Linked DNA regions of Mus musculus: region 2 is linked to region 1. The links are chromatin loops, found by intact Hi-C in ENCODE. Cell type or tissue: heart. All regions are shown on one strand. Links, peaks and the distances in the headings refer to the core of each region. The heading gives the core; the rest is flanking DNA. Region 1 overlaps Med13 (mediator complex subunit 13). Region 2 overlaps Rnft1 (ring finger protein, transmembrane 1).

Evidence for each region. Hi-C counts contacts between places; a loop is a spot of excess contacts. Peaks named below come from ENCODE experiments on the same cell type or tissue, not always from the same donor. Only the 100,000 strongest peaks of a DNase experiment are listed, where the experiment ranks them.
Region 2: a loop joins it to region 1, with 2.4 times the contacts of the local background. A loop is called at or near these places in 3 of 42 quality-filtered maps.

Annotation. Positions count from the first base shown.
Region 1 is chr11:86,273,527-86,276,452 of GRCm38, reverse strand. It overlaps Med13 (mediator complex subunit 13), which reads left to right. Exons shown (of 30, transcript NM_001080931.2): 28 at 906-1,079. The region is part of intron 2 of Brip1os (BRCA1 interacting protein C-terminal helicase 1, opposite strand); the gene reads right to left. Among named protein-coding and RNA genes, the nearest start is that of n-TQttg2, 13 kb to the right of the region's middle. In heart, for the core only: no CTCF peak of the experiment used is centred there; no DNase peak of the experiment used is centred there.
Region 2 is chr11:86,497,072-86,499,997 of GRCm38, reverse strand. Rnft1 (ring finger protein, transmembrane 1) reads right to left here. Exons shown (of 9, transcript NM_029788.5): 9 at 991-2,926. Rps6kb1 (ribosomal protein S6 kinase, polypeptide 1) reads left to right here. Exons shown (of 15, transcript NM_001114334.2): 15 at 1-1,129. Among named protein-coding and RNA genes, the nearest start is that of Rnft1, 14 kb to the right of the region's middle. In heart, for the core only: a CTCF peak has its summit at 1,857 (motif pointing right); no DNase peak of the experiment used is centred there.

The DNA of each region.
Region 1 (2,926 bases), core at 186-2,685:
CCAATGTCTGGTTCTTCAAAATTCTTGCTTTTTTTTTAAACATTAGAAGTACCACTAATTTTATGATCAAAACACATTATATGAAATTCTCAAAGAACTGATAAAAACGTTGGGGGAGAAGCTGTTTCTCCTGTCTTATCACAGTAGAAGGGTTTATGGTGCTTGAGGTACTGATGTAATGAATATTTTTATTATGCATTTTATTTTTCTTTTATCTGTTTTCTTAAAGTAAATGCTGAGAAATTTGTTGGCCAATTCAAAGGGAATGAATAAAAGTCTGTGGTATTATAATGTCTTCCAAAACACTGTTGAAATTAATGGCATTTTATAGATAGTGCTATGGGAACAGAGAATGGAATCTGCCTTTTGAATTGGGGCAAGGAATTAGTTGAATAAGTATTAGGACATAAGTGGCAGCTATATTGAACCATTTGTATTTTGTACTCAGTTCAACCTGAGGCATACTCATTTTGTCTCACAGTTTTTGTAACACACTGCTTTTATGATATTACTACATTTAGTTATTAGGCTTGGAATTAAATTTAAATGTCACATATGTTAGACAGGTATGCTCCCGTGAACCTAGATCCTCAGCCCTCTTTTTTTCTTTTGAGATGGTCTAGCTGAGAGTTGTCCAGACTAACCTTGAACGTTGTAGCCTACACGGGCCTTTAACTTCTTTTTATCCTCCTGCTTTAGCTCTGAGTAGTAGATATTATTGGCCTGTCACCAGGTTAGATGTAGTACTAATTGAGACTCTTAAGTAAATAACCATTTAATTTTTAGTATTTTATGTGGTTTATTGAGATAGTAATATGAAATTATTAATTGTTGTAAGCATTTGTATTTATATTTGTTGTCTAGAGATGTATTAAATGAACTAATAATACTCTTGTCTTTTTAAGGGTCAGGGTACTGATCGGCTACTTTCAACAGAATCGCATGATGAAGTAACTAATATTCTTCAACAACCATTGGCCCTTGGATACTTTGTATCAACTGCCAAAGCGGGTCCATTACCTGACTGGTTCTGGTCAGCATGCCCTCAAGCACAATATCAATGCCCCCTTTTTCTTAAGGTATTAGTATTTCTGTGCCAATTCCTAACGAATCCTAGTAGATAGTTTTTAGTTCTAATAATTACTAAAGTAGCATTTTAAAGTTTTATAGCTCATTTGAATTCCAAGTTCGTTTATGCTTTGTTGTGTATATTTCTGTAAATGGTGTCATAAAGAGAATTACTTAATATGAAACACATAATTATAAAAAATTTATATGAAGATTGACTGTTATTCTTAAGGCTCCTGGAACTTTTGGTTTTAAGTTGTATTTTCATTGTAGTACAGAAGCTGAGAGCCTAGAAACACTGCCCTGTCTCTTTGTGTTCTTATCTTCCATCTAAATATATTGTAACTTTGGAAACTCATTCATCTAAAGTCATAACTTTGTAGTAGACATCAAGATTAAAGCCTGAGTCTTTGTTATTTGAATGGACTCATACTAAACTCCTATTTTATTATTTTGAAGATTAAAAAATTTAGCAACTTTGTAATTCTTGGTTTTAGTTTAATTTACCTACTCTAAAAAGTTTCCTTTGTATAAATTACTTTTGAGTAGGATGAGTGTGATAGCTCATGCTTTTAATCCCAGCATCCAGGAACCAGAGGCAGCAAGATTTCTGTAAGCTTGAGGCTATTCTGGTATACATAGAGAGTTCCAGGCCAGCCAGGGATACGTAGTGAGACTTCTGTCATAGAAAAAAGCATATAAACAACTAGTTGAGTAGGTTGGGCATGGTGACTTGGGAGGCATAAGCAAGAAGTTTACCCAGGAGTTGAAGGCCAGCTTGGTTTACAATGAGTTCTGAGTGAGCCAGTGGGACAGAGCTAGACCTTCTCAAAACATAAGCTGCTGAGCGGGTTTTAGGAAGTGAGAATCTTAGACCTATAGATACTTATTTTTTTAACCTTCATTTTATAGTCTAAATTATCAGATGGTGAAGTAAAATGAGTCATGAAAGCCCTGTGTGATTATTGTTAAAGTTGCTACTACCAGTACAAAATAATAAATGAAGACCTGACTCTCACTATGTAGAAACCACTGTAAGTGGGCTCTTCATGTTTCAGGTCAGATGGTAACACTTTAATTTCTTGAGATTATATTTTCTATTTTTTTGATACCCTGGATATATATCCCATTCTGTGAAAGCTACTTGCGATTAAACAATGGGCTTCTGTCGCACACTTATAAAGACTATTAACTGTCGTTAATAATCTGAGTAATTTTCCCCTTCTCTTAATGTGAATTAACTATGCTAGGCAAGTGCTCTGAGCTCTCCCTGCCCTTGAATTGCCTATTAATAAAAATTATAGTTTATCCTGTGACTTTTATTCTTCTCTGAGATATTCATTGGTCTGTTGTAAATCTCATTTACATGAACATCTTCTCAAGGGGCTTTCTGCAGAATAGTAGGATGGAATCTCCACTAAGCAGAGTTCCTTGGTCCTTTGGGAAGTGCTGCCCACTTACAGTCACAGAACCTGTATGTACACTAAAGTTCTTATAATAGCAGTAAATAACTTTGCTTACCCAGCATTTTCCAAATTTAGTATAATACCTATTTGTAGTTCATGACCTTAGTGTTTCAGGGCACACTTTTGTTAGTAAACACTTTTATGAAAAGTCCAAGGGACTATCCAGATTGTTTTCTACTCAATATTTATTTACAGAGAGGATAGTGTAAAGTGAGCATTCACCCTCAGATACAGTGTAACACGATTAGGACTCCTGAACCCCAGGTAAGGCATGACTTAACGTAACTTTGTTCACCTTTTATTTTTTTCATGTATCCCATTTTAGTTCTGTACTGTAGTCAATAAAACCACATCATATATTTCTTTTTTACTTGAGAAATCAGTGGGTTTTA
Region 2 (2,926 bases), core at 333-2,832, 220 kb before region 1:
AAAAAGATTAAGTGCTTTTTCTTTCATTACTTGATTATTTTCTTTAAAATCAGCTATTACAGGATATTTTTTTATTTTCTACATTCTGTTTTTTAATTAATATGTACTCACTGAACTGAAATTTACTAAATTTGTTTTATAAGGTTTGTAGTGTTACAGAATAACTAAACTGGGATTTATAAACCAGCTGTGATTAACAATGTATTAATTATTTGAACTTGAACCAGACCATTAGGAAAATTATGTTATTTGTTCCCCTTGTATGCTCTTAACTTAAAGAATTTTCCCACATACCGTTTTTGAGATAGTTTGAGATTTGAGGATAGGATGCATGTGAGAGACTCCATAAATTCAACATTCTGTACTATAGCTGACAACTATAAACAAAATGTATCTTAGCATTAATATCTTGAGCCTTGAACATCATATTTAATACAGGACCATTTTAGAAATATTCAGTTAGTTGTATATTTCCTAGGTTACAAGGGCTAGATCTAAGATTATTCTCATGAGAAATGTTGAATTTATGAGAAATGGATTTTGAGGCTTTGAAAATGAAAATGGCTAGTATCTCAAAGATGTCAGTATCCATACATCTATGGTTTCATCCCAGGAGCAGACATTAGCTAGCTGGACAAACAGTTGTGACAATATTTGTCACATAGGGGCCTATGGTTTGTTGCTCAACAATATAGTACTTTTCTCATGTGACTCAACACTATAGCACAAGTATTATTTCCCTGGATTCTCTGAAGGAGCATCTAAAAGACGGGTTTCTGACAGTGTTTGCTCTTTAAACTATGTTTTCTCCTACCCCAAGTTGGCTTTGCATCTATTAAATAAGTTCTTCAGCTGCCTTACTAGGAGTTCTACGAGGGCAACATCTTTTCTGCATTTCACCTTGTATTTAGTTTACTGTGTTAAGATATTTGATTTCAGATTGAATGAATGTAAATAGAAATTAAATGCAAATTTGAATGAACATAAAATAGAAGTGATTTTTTATTACTTGAGAGAAAAAAATTTTAGTATATTTACTATAGCATACATAACAGATGTACAATTTTTTCATTAACGTGTTAGATATGTTCATGTTACCATATTTAATAAACTACTTTTGTATAAAAGATAACAGTTATAAAACTTTCTCCCGAGACATTGGAGCTATTTAAATATATAACAAATCTTAGTGGTCATTTTATGTATTAAGTGTTACAGATTCTTGTTATTTTTAATATACTTGAATTGTTTGCTTTTAAAAATATTCATGAAACAAGCTATGTGGAATCTAGTTTCACATAAAAATAGTGGGAATAATTTCTTATATTAATAATCAACAATTTGCCTAAGTACACCTCATAGCTAGCTTTGATAATGTAATGTTCATGTTCAAAATAATTGTACAAAAAATTAGCAAATATGTCAGATAGCTTCACAGGAGCAATGCTGTGCCTTTCGAGGGCATGGTTTTGGTTTCTAGTACTCACATAATAGTGGTTCATCATAACTATCACAAAATAAATCTGAAAAACAAAGAAATCACCCATCTTGCCACATGCGGTGGTGCCTGCCTTCAGTCCCTTCCCAGTCCTCAGGAGACAGAGGCAAGCAGATCTCTGTGTTTGTAGCTAGCCTGGCCTATAAAGCAAGTTCCAGGACAGCGTAGGCTGCACAGAAACCCAATCTCGAAAAAAATGAAAAACAAAAGTATCTCTAGCAAGGAGTTATAGTCTCAATCCTGGTGGTTGGTAGCATCTCCCCCCGGCCCCAATCCCCTTACCTCCCCTCTCTCTTTGGACATTTATTTTTATGTATATAGGTGTTTTGCCTGTATGTGTCTGCATCATGTGTGCATTGCTCAAGAAAGCCAGAAGAGGGCATCAGACTCCCCTGGAACTGGAGATGGTTGTTCGCTGCGGTGTGGGAACACCCACAGGCCTCTGGAGCAACAGTGCTCTTCACTGCTGAGCCATTGCTCTATGCCCTAGCAGCATTTCTCAGTGCTGGGACAGCAACTGTTTAGAGAGGATGATCTAAATCCACAAAATCAATCCTCTTCCTTTGAGGTGAAAGCAAAGGGCAAAAGCAAGAGAAATGTTTCAGTTTATTACTGATAATGAGTACCACAACCTTACTACATTTTCTGGTTTTTGTTTAGAGACAAGATCTCTTTATATAGCCCTAGGTGGTCTGGAACAAGACAGGGTTTCTCTCTATAGCCCTGCCTGTCCTGGAACTTGCTCTGGAGACTAGATGGGCATCAAACTCAGATTCACCCGCTTCTGCCTTTAATTGCTGGGGTTAAAATATTTGCTATGAGTTACTTCCCTTTTCCTAATTTTAAGTGATAGCCTTGTGAAAAAATCCACCCACCTCAGTCTTCTACAAACTCCCTTTGTTATTTAATCATATTAAAAAAACAAGTTGCCTGGAGAAACTGTGATAAGTGTTAAGAGGGATGAATGTAATAGTTTTAAACAGGAAGTCATTTCAGCTGACTTTCACAGTGAAATTTTAATCACAAATCACTTTCTCTCCTTCATCCCTTGTATATCTAACAACTAAGCTTCACCACAAAGCCAGGAAGGTGATTTAATATACTTAGCAGTGATTCTCATTAGGCAAGGTGTGTGTGTGTGTATAATAGACTCTATGTGTGTGTGGACACATACAATATACACAAATATAGAGTGAATACTCATTTAAAACAAAAAGTGATGTGGTGTTTATCTGGTTGAGGGTATCACAGTCTTCCTGTACCTCTGTCAATCTAGGTAGCAGCTGTACAGACATGATTTCACCCATGACACTTGGTCACTATCCTTATTAAGCCATGTACTGGTTTAGTCTGTCTTTAAAGTTTAACTTTAGTCAGGTGGTGGTGGTGGTGGTGGTAGCACACGACTTTAATCCCAGCATTCAGCAT